2 separate regions of the Homo sapiens genome follow, and region 1 is linked to region 2. The links are chromatin contacts, found by Hi-C or POLR2A ChIA-PET in ENCODE. All regions are on one chromosome and are shown on one strand. The core of a region is the stretch at or near the end of the contact, and the rest is flanking DNA. Distances in the headings are between cores, read along the strand shown. Region 1 overlaps LINC02698 (long intergenic non-protein coding RNA 2698). Region 2 has its middle 52 kb from the start of LINC02698.

Region 1 (6,650 bases), core at 2,459-4,958, 93 kb after region 2:
AGGGTGTCCACCAGGGAGGTGATTAGCTCTGCAGTGCCTCTAATAATAATCTGTGAGGCTAACAAACAGCGCAGAGGAGGAGACAAGTGCAGCCCCTGTGCTGGCTGTCTCTGTCTTTGTTAAGGTTAGAGGAGGAGGGAGACTGTGTTAATTGCAGACTTATCATGATTACCTCCAGCTCTCAGCCCGAGAGCCACAAGAGGCAAAGCCATGGATTAGTGTGGAGATTGGAGGGGCTGAGAGCTGAGGGGGTAGTGTTCCCTCTGGGCCCTGGGGACCCAACTTGTGAGAAAACCCTGAAATTAAAAAACTCAGTTCATCCATTGATCAGTATTGACGGGGTGCGATGTGTTCTGTAGAACATTCAAAGCAGTTCTGAATTTCATTTTTTAAGATATGAGATATAAGCCAAAAAAGATGAGTCTCCATCTATCCCATCACAGAACCTCCCAAGGCACACACACGCCCTCTCCCACACACACTCACACGCACACACACTTGGTTCTGAGCCCTCCTGTGTTAGACACTCTATAAATATCCATCACATTGAATTAAAATGGAAACTGGACCTAGAGAGAAGGGGTGTGGCTGTTCTCACTCTGGCTTTCCTAGTTCTTTTGCTGCTCCATCCCGATCCTGTAGCTGCCTGCAAAGGAGAACACAGAGGTGAGATTAGAAGGCCCTCAGCCAGGGTTTGAGGAGGCCTCTGGGAGTCAGCTGACTCACCACGGGGGCAGCAGCAAAGGCAAAATCAGGGCCAGGCTGGGAGAGCTTGGACAGGACACCAAACCCAGTCTTAAAGCAAATGCAGAGTGTGACTGAGAGAGTTTGAGCAGAGCAGAGCAAAATGAAAACCAGTGAGAACTAACTCAGCTGCAGAAGGAGCCATGGAAATTATCCGAGGAAGCAAAGCCCCCTCACTGGGAGGAACCTCTTTCTCTTGGCTAATTAAATTCCCAAGCTTTGGAAGCCTGGCCAGAGCAAGCGCCCTGGTTAACATCACGTAGGGCACACCCAGACCATGCCTGAGTAGGGGGATGAGGTGTGGGCATCTAGGCTTACTGAAGGCTAAAACAGCAATTTTTTTTTTTTTTTGAGATGGAGTCTCGCTCTGTCGCCCAGGCTGGAGTATAGTGGCACGATCTCTATTCACTGCAACCTCCGCCTCCTGGGTTCAAGCAATTCTTCTGCCTCAGCCTCCAGAGTAGCTAGGATTACAGGCACCCACCACCATGCTCAGCTAATTTTTGTATTTTTAGTAGAGACGTGGTTTTACCATGTTGTCCAGGCTGGTCTCGGACTCCTGACCTCAAGTATCTGCCTGCCTTGGCCTCCCAAAGTGCTGGGATAACAGGCGTAAGCCACCGTGCCTGGCCTATGACAGCAAATCTTAAAAATGCAGTTCTCTGAGGCTAGCCTCTGAAAGAATATGAGCAAATTTTACCCCCTTAGATTATAAGTTAAAGACCTCAAAGGGGCTTGTGGAAATAAGAAACTTTGTGGAGGATGCTGGAAAGAAGGTGGCTGGAATTTCTCCCTCGTGGGTGGGTTTGTCTCAGGCAGAGATCTCTCAGTTAGCCAGTCAACTGTCTCTTCCATCTGGGCAGTGCATGGGGACAGCGGCCCAGGCTGGTTAGCCAGGGACTACACATGGGGCTTGGACCTGCCCTATCCTCTGCAGCTGCTTCAAATTTTCTTTCATCTGCTCTCTCCCTGGTCTCCCCTCCCCTCACTTCTATAGACCTCATTGTCGCTTGCAGTGGCCTGAAACCCCACCCCTTCCCTAGGCTCCCAAACTTGACACCCCCTAAGATCTGATCTATGGCAGCAGGACTGGTGGTGGATCCATGAAATAATCATGATAATAATAATGAATAAATGAATTACCATCTATTACATTCTTAATATATGCCAGGGCCCTGAGCTAAGTGTTTTATAATGCAGTATTCCATGTAATCCTTTTAACAGTCTTGTGAAAGATCATTTAATCATTTTATAAGACCTGATTTATAAATGAGGAAACTGAGGCCCAACAGCTTGCCTAAGGTCAGTCAGATACCAAGCTTGTTAAGCCGGGATTCAAATTCCGAAGTGCATGCTTTCTCTCCTATGGAGAGGACTGGGGAGCAGGGAGGTCAAATTCCTTGACCCATCATTTCTCCTGCTTGTCAAAAGGGCTCAGAGTGCCCAGCCTGTATCCATCGTGGCCCTCACCCCCTCCTCTAGGCCCTGTCTCTAGCCTGAGATGGCCAGAAGCCTGGGTCCTTCACCTCAGTGGGAAGTGCTTCACCTCAGTGGATACCCAAGACCCACCATTCGCACTTGTCTGTGGTTTGTGTGTTTCTTTGTTTTGTAGTTTCATTATGAAACTAATGAAAAGTGACATCAGAGGAAGTAGTCGCTTTAATATCTTATTTGTTTCTCCATGGTGTGCAGAAAAAAAGAAAAGTTAACCTCGGAAAGTATTTTCCTTTTTTCTTAGAATGTATTTATTGTTAAATGTCAGATTCAGGAGGTACATGTGCAGGTTTGTTACATGGGTATATTGCATGGTGCTCAGGTTTAAGCTTCTAATGATCCCATCACCCAAATAGTGAACACAGTACCCAAAAGGTAGTTTTTCAACCCTTACTCCCCTCCACCTCTCCCCTGTTTTGGAATCCTCAATGTTTATTTTTCCCTTCTTTGTATTCATGTGTACACAATGTTTAGCTCCCAGTTACAAGAGAGAACATGTGGTATCTGGTTTTCTGTTTCTATGTTAATTCACTTCGGAGAGTGACCTCCAGCTGCATCCATGTTGCTGCAAAGGATCTAATTTCCTTCTTTTTAATAGCTGTGTAGTATTCCATGGTGTAGATGTACCACATTTTCTTTATCCAATCCATTGTTAACGGGCAACTGGGTTGATTCCACATCTTTCCTATTGTGAATGTGCTGCCATGAATATACAAGCGCAGGTGTCTTTTTGGCAGAACGATTCCTATTTATTTGGGTATATACCCAGTAATTTCTATTCCTTTGGTTATAGACCCAGTTCGCTTGCTAGGTGAAATGGTAATTCTATTTTTAGTTCTTTGAGAGATCTCCAAACTGCTTTCCACAGGGGCTGAGCTAATTTGCATCCCCACCAACAGTGTATACTCGTTCCCTTTTCAGAAAGTATTTTCAAGTTTGTCAGACTGGGGACACTGTGTTCTTTTCTACAATTGGCCCCCGAAGTGAAAAGCCCCTAGTAGAAGTTTCTCTGGGCAGTTCAGTCTCAGGAAGTCCCTCTCCCATGGCTCCATGCCCCTTCCCCTGGGCATGGTGTCCCTTTGCTTTTCTTGTCTTTCCCAGACTCTTCGTCTGCCAGCCCTACCCTGAGCTCCGAAGTCACAGTCAGTTGGGGCTGGTGAAGGTGGGGAGGAGCCTCCAGCACTGGCCATCCTCCTGGCAGGGGCGCTTTCCCACAGCACCCTTCTATTCTGTATGGCTTGGCTTTTGCAGTGACACGTTGAAGACCATCATTGCTGTTTATTGAACACTTGGTGCTCTTCTGAGTGTCTCACTGCACAGATTCATTTAATCCTCACAAGAATCTGGTAGCATGTTCATGGTTCGCATTTTACTGACAAGAAAATGGAGGCATAGCAAGATGGAGTCACTCATCCAGGCCCACAGCCTGCAAGTGTTGGAGACAGGATGTGAGCTTCAGCAGTCTTGAGTGCCCAAGAGTACTCTTCCTTTCTGGTACTGAATGCCGGGGACATTTAGTAGTGATTTTTTTTTTTTTTTTTTTTTTTTGGCAGGCTGGCCTAGGAAACTTTCTGCTGTGAATAACACAGCTCTACATGCCAAGTTCCAAGCAGCTGACGTATTAATGAGCATAGCTGTGGCCTGCCTGCTCTTTTGTGTCCCCCTCAGAACTTGAACAAAAGACATGCTCCATGGGTGTTGGGTGGGTGGTTGATTGATTGAATTTTTTACCCACAGGAAGCTCCACTGGCTTCCACAGCTTCTGAGGTTGGAGAAAGGAAGGAGGGAGGGAGGCGTGGTGGTCTATGTGAACAGGTTCCTCTCCATCGGCAGCTTAGTCCTGGGGTGCATGCTGTGCCTCCTTCTTGGGTAGATTTTTGGGGCAGACGCTATGGATTCCTGTGAAGTTGGTGAAGCAGATCCACACTGAACTCCCTTTCAACCTGGTGGACCCCTCATTCTTTTCTTTCAGCCTGAGGACCTGGCAGCCTCTGAAAGCACGTCTGCAGAACATGCTGAATAGGCCAGTGCCCACGGGAAGATAGTCCTTAGGGCTAGCTAGCTGCTGTACTCACTTTCCTAGGATGGCTGTGGGTTGGAGTTCATGGGTCTCCCAGGCTTCTTAGAGACAGAAAGAGCAAACCAGAGAAAGCTTGACTCCAGTGCCCAACCTAGGAGGAGGTCAGGCAGTATAGAGAGACACACAGGTTAGCTGACAGACATTTCAGATCTACCTCAGGCTCAAGATGCCACACCTGCTGTTACTTGTCCAGGGAGTCAGCCCTCGAGATGCCCCCTGTGGGGAGACCTCAGAGGGTGGGGAGACCAGAGGGAAGAACGGGAGGAGGGGGAAGAAGATGTCATGTACTGAACTGAGAACACTCAGGGAAATAAAGGATCTATTTTTTTCAATTTGTTCTCAGCAAACATTTGTCATTTAATTTCTTCCTAATTACACAATTACGTAATTATGTAGTATTAGTAAAATAAAGCCTAAAGACGTTTGAGTAAAGAATTACTTAAGTAAATAATGTCTGACTGAAGTAATTATTTCCAGGGTTTTCTTTTTTAAAGGAGAATGGGATAGAATTAGTTCAGGCATTGTTGCAGGGCTGCATGGGGGTTTGGGGTGCCGCACAGCTGGGGGCAGCTACGAGGCTCCGTTGCCCACTGGGGTCCAGCTTCTTGGCAGCTTCCTTTCTCTGTGGCTGAGGCTCTGATGGCAAGTTCCAACCCTGCTATTGGCTAGGTGGCTTGGGAACTGACTTCTCCTTTGAGTCTCACTTGGCCCTTCAGAGAGGGAATTCCTGGCTCCAGTGGGTGGGGAGGACTGGGGTGGTCGAAGGAGACTTTGGGCAGAAGTAAGTCCTCAGTGACTAAGGGCTGTGCCTCAGCCACACCAAGTTTACCAAGAGGCAGCTATGGGTGAGCCCACCACATGCAGTGATAAAGAGTTCACCCACCAGCTGTACCAGCAAGTGCCTCGGTGGTAATGTGGTGGCAGTGATGCGTTGGATGGGAGGGTAGACCTCGGGCTGCAACACTAGCTGGAGACCTTATGTGGGCAGATCCCCGGGGTCAGGCTGTGGTCGACCCTGGGTGTTTCCATCCTGGCCTGGGGTTGTAGAGGTGCAGGTTTCTCCAGGGTTGGCACTCAGTTCCCCTAATACCTGAGTGCATGGGGGTGGCAGCCTGAGCCCAACCGAGTTCTCTAGCAGACTTGGATCTGGCAGTGTGCTAGAGGGCTGGCCAGGCCTGAGGTTAAGGGGACACTTGGCTGGGGCTGGTGTGGATGCTGCCATATGGCCTCCTCAGTGCCCTGCCCAGCCTGCACTTCCTAAGCCCAGAGGTGCGCTCTCAGGCATAACAGCCCTCTTTCCCTGCAAGGCAGAGCTTAATGACGAGCTGACCCAGCAGCTTCTTATAGAAGGGGATTCCTGGGAAGCCAGGCTGACCTCTGCCTGCTAAATCATTCCCCATTCCCCTCTTCCACAGGGCTTGATAATCTTTCATAAGAGATTCATTTGTTCCTTTGATGTGGAAGGGTTTGCACTCTCTGAGACTCTCCTATTACAATGCAAGTAGCCCTGGAGACGGTAAACCCTTAAGACTGATCAGCTCTTTCCTTAGGACAGTAGAACCAATCTATTCTTGCCCTGGGGCTGCTCTTGCATTTCTTGAGGACTCGTGTTCCCTGCTTAGTCTCTGGGAATCCAAGGGTTCAAGGCCTGGGCCCTCAGTAGTCATAGTGATGGTGGGCATTGAGCAGCATTGCTCATCATGCTCCTCTGCCAGCTCTAAGTCTCTGAGAGCTTGGAGGAGAAAGAGGTGCTGGAGATCAACAGGAAAATGAAACAGGCAGGTTGTTCGGCCTGCTCACTGAGGCTGTGGCTTTGGGCCCTTACTGGTGGCTCACTGAGCCCAGCATCCCTTGGGAACACCAAGGAGGCTCCTGAAAGTCCCCAGAGCCACAGGAGAGCATTGAAAAGGAAGGCTGATTTGGTCAAAGATCAACTTTTCCTGGGTTATATATTCTTCACTGAGTAGCAGGAGTTTGGCAACATTCCATAAAGTTGAAGATACATTTTTCTGCAAACCAGCAACTCCACTCTTAGACATTGCTCTTAGGCATAGAAGAGCTCTCATATAAATGCATAAGAGACACACACCAAAGGCATCATGGCTGTGTTGTTTGTGATAACCGAAAAAAAAAAAGAGAGAGACATACAAAAAGATAAAAGGAAGCAACCTAAATTTTCATTATCAGGAGAGTGGATAAAAAATAAATAAGTTGGGGCATATTCATTTAATGAAATTCTTATTTTTATTTATCTTTATTTTTTTTTTTTGAGACAGAGTCTCGCTCTGTCACCCAAGCTGGAGTGCAGTGGCACAATCTCAGCTCACTGCAA
Region 2 (6,681 bases), core at 2,201-4,700:
AATCAGCCAGGTGTGGTGGCATGTGCCTATCATCCCAGCTACTTGGGAGGCTGAGGCAGGAGAATCGCTTGAACCCGGGAGGCGGAGGTTGCAGTGAGCTGGGATAGTGCAATTGCACTCCAGCCTGGGTGACAGAGCAAGACTCCATCTCGAAATAAATAAATAAATAAATAAATAAATAAATAAATAAATAAATAAACGAATAAATAAAAGAACTGGCACAACACAATAATGAAAAGACAAACAACATTAACAAAAAAATGGGCAACAGATTGAAAAGATACTTCACTAAAAAAGTTTACAAATGGCCAATAAGTACATGAAAATATACTCAACAATGAGATACCACTACATGTCTATAAGAATAGCTAAAATGTAAAAGGCAGCCAACATCAAATGTTGGCAAAGATGAGGATTAACTGTAACTCTCATGCATTATGAGTTGCAGTACACAGACACTTTTGAAACCAGTCTGGTAGTTTTTTTGTAAAACTAAACATATATCTATCTTATGATGCAGCACTACCACTGCTAGTTATTTATCCAAGAAAAGTAAAGACAAGTATCCGTAAAGTGACTTGTAGAAGATTCATAGCAACTTGATTGATTAAAGCCCCAACCTGGAAACAGCCCAGGTGTTCATCAACAGGAGAATGGATACAAATAAAAGAATACCACTCAGCAGTAAAAGGGAACAAACTACTGATACATGCCTCAATACAAATGAATCTCAAAAATGTTGTGCCTTACATTGTGAAGGAAGGCTGGCACCAAGAGTACATACTGCATTATTTTATTTATGTGAACTTCTATAATAGGCAAAACTAATATAAAGTGAAAAAATCACAACAGTGGTGTCTTCTGGAGGACAGGAGTGGGGTTTAATTGGGAGGATCATGAGGAAAACTTCCAGGGTGATGGTCATGTTCTACACCTTAATAGGATTTTGGTTTACACATGGGTATGCATTTATCAAAGCTCATTGAATGTTACACTTAAGATTTCTTTCTACTTTTTGAGACAGGGTCTCACTCTGTTGCCCAGGCTGGAGTGTGATTGAGCAATCTTGACTCACTGCAACCTCCACATCCTGAGTTCAAATGATTCTTCCAGTTTAGCCTCCTGAGTAGCTGAGACTACAGGCATGCACCACCATGCCCAGCTAATTTTTGTATTTTTTGGTAGAGATGGGTTTTTGCCATGTTGGCCAGGCTGGTCTCAAACTCCTGACCTCAAGTGATCCAAGAAAGTGCTGGGATTATAGGCGTGAGCCAACACACCTGGCCGATACACTTAAGATTTGTGCATTTCATGGTATGTAAATTTTTCTTTAACAAAAATAACCATAAACAAATACTGAAGACTAATGATTTGCATGCTGAAGTGTTTCAGGGTGAACTGCACTGATGTCTGCAATTTACTCTGAAAAGCATCCAAAAACATAAGGTAGATTGATGGGGGATATGAGAGATGGCTAGATGGTCGATGGACAGATATGTGATAAATATAGAAAAATGATAATTGGCGAATCTAGGAGGTGAGTATATGGGCGTTCACTATACAGTTCTTTCAACTTTTTTGCTATGCTTTAAAACTTTCATAATAAAATGTTGGGAAAAATATCTGTCGATCTGAAACCAATAACTGACCAACCAAATGACCGAACAGCTAACCAATCAATTAGTAAGTCAGCTAAGACAGTGTTCCCCAAACTTCACTCATTTGGATACTCCCCATACCGTTATTTATTTAATAGTGTATCTGAACGTGACTCAGTTTTATTTTATTTTATTTTTTTGAGACAGAATTTTGCTTTTGTCGCTCAGGCTGGAGTACAATGGTGTGATCTCAGCTCACTGCAACCTATGCCTCCTAGGTTCAAGCAATTCTCCTGCCTCAGCCTCCAAAGTAGCTGGGATTACAGGCATGTGCCATCACGCCTGGCTAATTTTTGTATTTTTAGTAGAGATAATGTTTCACCATGTTGGTCAGGCTGGTGTCGATCTCCTGACCTCCCAAAGTGCTGGGATTAGAGGTGTGAGCCACTGTGCCCAGCCACGTGACTCATCTTTAAACTTATGTTCTACCTTAGCCTTATCCTGAGTAATAATATCTGTGAAATTAAGTGTCTTATATTAGTTATATTTATATAATACAATACACATTAATATAGCTAAACGTTAACTTTAAAATGTTCACACATATACCATGTACAATTATTTCACTTACCCTCTAATATATATATATCACACTTTAGAAGTTCTGATCTGTGTTTGGTGCTGTGGGGGAATTAGAAGTGAGTCATGTGGTCCCTGACCTCAAAGGACTCCAGCACGCATCCCATCAATCTGCAGAAGGAGAGGACAGACTGCAAAAATGGGACGAGCCTCGGGGCTGGACACAAGTGGCTGGGAAACGTCCGCAGCAGGTCTCATTCCCCGGGAGGCGAGGATGAAAATTACAGGTGACACATGGGTCAATGGCCTGTCTCCTGACTCAAGACACACAAGGAAGAGACTCTTTGAAGCCTCAGGAGCAGACACTCAATTGGATAGCGCCTGGGATTTGAAGGTCTGCCATAGAGTCCGAAGAGAGGGGGAAAACACACGCAAACCACCCAATCACAGGGACCCCTGTGGCTCCTCACCCACCCTCCACCCTCCACCTTCCACTTATTCCACTCCTCTCGATTGTCAATTAAAATAAACAGCCTTGTATTCCACGGCCTGGCTTCAATCTATCTTGGCTGGGAGGATACGCACAGATTTGTGGCAGTGCCTGAAAGTCCTTGCTCAACCTTTTTAATATCTGAACAAAGCAATCAAACCCGATAAGATCTAGCGAAGGCAAGATCAATCTTCTGTCCCCGGGATGGAAGCTTATTAGTCTGTGGCCCACATCATCAGAGTTATTGTGCCATGTTAAATTTATTGGTACTATCTCACCTCATTAAATACTTAAATAGACCTGACAGGACAGAAAAACGGGCTTTTTAATTTTTTTCCTCTCTCCAAAGGGAGCTGGTGTTTCCCATGTCCCAGTTCACCTCTGCTGCAGCTGTTGGCAAAGAAGTGAGAAAGCCTGGCCCTGCGCAGAAGGTTCGGGCCGGCTGCGTGGCGGCTCCCAGGGTCCTCCTGACTCTGACCTGCCTTGGGCCAGAAGTGAAGAAAGCACCTTGGAGTGTGTGTCCATGAGAAGGAGGTGAAGAAGAGGCAGAGGGCAACCATGGCATTTATTCTCTTTGCCAAGTTACCCAAATCTGTGTGACTTTTTACATTTTCTAAGAGAAACCTCATCAGTCATTTAGCCAGGACAATTGCCAGAAATAAAGGTCGGGCTCACTGAGGAGAGAGGAAATAGGGAGTGTGTAGGGGAGTGTGGAAGTGGAGTGGGGGCGAGCTCACAGCAGCTCCCGTCCATCCCCCAGCACTGGGGCTTGTGGTCTTTATTTAGCAGATAGCCCTGGTATCCAGGGTTGGATTCCAGCCAAGGCCAGGATTTCCCCAGATTCTGAGCTAGAGAACTTGGCAGGCTGGTGAAGCCTTGCAGAGAGCCACTAGCCTGAAGGTTTCAAACAAATTACAAATGATGAGAGGTGGGAGTCAAAGAACGCGGATGTTGCTTGGTCCTATTTCTTTCCCCAGACCCCCTCATGACCATCCCCCAATTTTGTGTGTGTGTGTGTGTGTGTGTGTGTGTGTGTGTGTGTGTGTTCAGAGGGCAGAGTGCAAATTCAGGAACTCGAGAAACTTTGCAACCTAGAAAATATTCCTTAAACAGTTTCATCAGAAGTTGATTATTTTTTTTCTCATTTATCAAGCCAATTTTCTTCTCAGCCAAGGTGATTTGGGACACAGCCTCCCTGCATCCCCTTCCTCTCCTTATATCTCTACCTGCAGAGAAGGTCTCTTTTCTCCAGCTGTTTCCCTCTCCCAGCCGAGGTCCTCGTTTGCACCTTGTTAATAAGGTGGGCAAAGGGCCAGGAAGCAGCTCTTGGGTGCCTTCCGTTCCTAATGTCCTAAATGGCCATGACACTGTGCTTAATTTCCGTCTTAGTGCAATGGCTGGCGGGACATCAGCGGGCTGAGACCCGGGTCCTGTGACAGTATCTTCAACCGTGGCCATCAGCCTCCCTGTAATTAGAAGCCACGTGGAGCCCGCTGTCCTGCAGTGCCAGAGCTCCGTGGACTTATGTAACTGTCCCCCTGTTCAGAGCACAGGCTCTTTACAAGCTCTGAGTCTCCCAGCGTTAAAACAGCTATAATCCTTTGCCCACCCTGGGAGGGAAAGCAGGCCATGACCAGATGGGTTATCTATGTGATCAGCTTAGAATAGTGTGGGGCACGTAAAACCCTGCGCTTGTGCAGAAAACCTAGATGGTTGACATTTACCAACTGGGGAGCGTCACTCTTTATCTTTTTTGGAGTGTTCCATAGTAGACTTAGGGAAGTGAGACGGTCAGAAGCCCTGGGTGGGGACTTCTGTTGCTTTCAGTGCACATCAAAAAATGTTAAGTAGGGAGCAAAATGGAATGTTAAGCATTGTGGTTGAGCTATGTTGGTAATGAAAGACTGCCAATCATGACAAGGGTTTTGGGAGAATTGGAAGTCTGCCTGAACATGTGGATATAAAGACCCAGTTTGGTTTGAACCAAAGGGGGGTTTGGATGGTGGGTGGGGGAGGGTGGAGGAGGTGATTAATTACTGCCTGGGTGGCAGTATTTCTTCATTTAGAAGTTGCAGCCTCAATTATCTTTAATTACTTCCCTGGTGGCCTTAAATCCAGGGTGAATCCAGAATGGGGGTCAGCTGCTGGGGTATGTGTCTCGGGTGGGCTGGCAAAAGGTGGGCAAGGGGTTAGAGGGTCACTTTTGGGCACACGTGGATGGGGCTATTTCAGATCATCCCTTCCCTCCAGGACTCAGTGATAGAACTGACAATAATCAAAACCTGAATTAATACTACCCCAGATACACAGAGCATCTTCAGAGGAGTGCAGTGCCTCTTCTGAGTCATTTGTTTTTGTTTGTCTTCATTGACCCATTAGGGGGGCCAGAAGGTGTGAGTGGGGACTCTCCTTCCCATTTTATGGATGGACAAAAGAAACCACTTATATCTATGCAGCAGGTTGGAGGCCATGCTTCTCTGCTTTTGTCTGAGCAATCTCCTCTCCCAAACCCATGGATAGGAATCACCTAAGGTGCTCATTAAATATACAGATTCCCACACTAGATGTATGGGATAGATGTATGGAATCAGAATTCTCAGGGGTGGCCAAGGTTTTCAATATTTTTAACAGGCTTCCCAAGTCCCCCTTATGGGACTGGCATTTGGGAACCACAGCACCAGGCATGTCCTTACATTCTAAGCAGGGGGAGACCAGCTCCTTACCTCCTGGAAGCCTCCTGATCCCTGTGCCCTCCTCCTCATTCTGCAAGTTTTCAAACTTGTCAGGGCTGGAGATGGTATTTTCAAAATCCAGGTCTCATTTGCGAGGCAATAAAAAAAAAGAGAAAAAAGTGATCTGAAATGTGGCAGGCTTTTCTTTAACATCTGCCTACTTGCCTGGGGGAGGATGAACGTGGGAGGTGTGAACTTATAGAGCACTATGAAAGGGAGGTGAGCTCAGGTACAGACGTTCACTCTCCCATCTCGGAGCTTGAGTCGCCTTATTGGTAAGATAGTGGGATTGGTCAGGGCAATTGCTACAAGCCCTTCCTTCTTAGAATTCTAGGATTCTCCAGTCTTCAGGCCGAACTTATTCCCCCATGGCCTAATATCAGGGAAGAACATTTCAGCTTCTAGGTGTGGAAAAGAAGTTGGAGCACCTTATGTATCACTCACAGCATAGCCTGTTGCCTCCTCAGCACAATAGGAGTCTCTCTGGCCTCTCTTCCATCTGTCTCCCACTTCATCTCTCACTCCATCCCCATTAAACAAAGATGGGGTCCCAAAGCAGATCACCCCACCCCTTGTCCAAATAAAGCCCCTGAAAATCATCTACTGATCTACTCTCTGTTGCTCAGGATGTCTGGGCCATTTTCTGCTTTCATGTAGTCCTTTCTTCCCAGACTGGAGAATTTCTTTTAGCTTCCTACTCCATACTTGAGTGTCGGATCCCCGGGTGGCCCTTCTTAATTTATTGAATATAAATTATGCTCTCAGAGACAAATATCTCTTCCCTTCCTGCTTCTTATGATCTTATTGCCCCCAACTCAAAATGCAGGACACTTTCTCTCAATGGAATCTTATGCATCCAAGTTCTCAGCTACTTCAAGGCATTAGGAAGAGTTAACTGGCAAGTTGCTGTTGTCTCTTTTAGCCTGGTTCCAATGCCAGGGGAATTTATGAGTTTTATCCCAGGCAGACCTCAGGATGACTCCAGGGTATTTGGCCTTAAATAATAGAATTGCTGTTCACAATTGACCACTGATTAGCATCTGCTTGTAGCTTCATAAAATATGGTCTTTGGGAGAAAAGCTGGAAATCCTGACATGACTACTTTGCTGTTTTTATTTTTTTTTATGCTTTAAGTTCTAGGCTACATGTGCACAATGTGTAGCTTTGATACGTAGGTATACATGTGCCATGTTGGTTTGCTGTACCCATCAACTTGTCATTTACATTAGGTATTTCTTCTAATGCTATCCCTCCCCTTTCCCCCCCTTCCCACAGGCCCCAG

What was found. A loop is a pair of places that touch in the nucleus more often than their neighbours do. ChIA-PET counts read pairs that join two places held with the same protein, here RNA polymerase II (POLR2A).
Region 1: a loop to region 2 is called in a map of posterior vena cava, with 2.5 times the contacts of the local background. The contact joins two enhancer-like sites. A Hi-C loop is called at or near these places in 1 of 168 maps with a recorded cell type or tissue (posterior vena cava). POLR2A ChIA-PET finds 5 or more read pairs at or near these places in 1 of 52 experiments (OCI-LY7).

Annotation. Positions count from the first base shown.
Region 1 is chr11:115,696,136-115,702,785 of GRCh38, forward strand. The region is part of intron 2 of LINC02698 (long intergenic non-protein coding RNA 2698); the gene reads left to right. Among named protein-coding and RNA genes, the nearest start is that of LINC02698, 40 kb to the left of the region's middle. Within about 2 kb of position 3,709, at least 3 of the 41 ENCODE cell types and tissues checked have a DNase peak (open chromatin) inside an H3K27ac peak, as active enhancers do.
Region 2 is chr11:115,603,586-115,610,266 of GRCh38, forward strand. No RefSeq gene overlaps it. Among named protein-coding and RNA genes, the nearest start is that of LINC02698, 52 kb to the right of the region's middle. Within about 2 kb of position 3,451, at least 2 of the 41 ENCODE cell types and tissues checked have a DNase peak (open chromatin) inside an H3K27ac peak, as active enhancers do.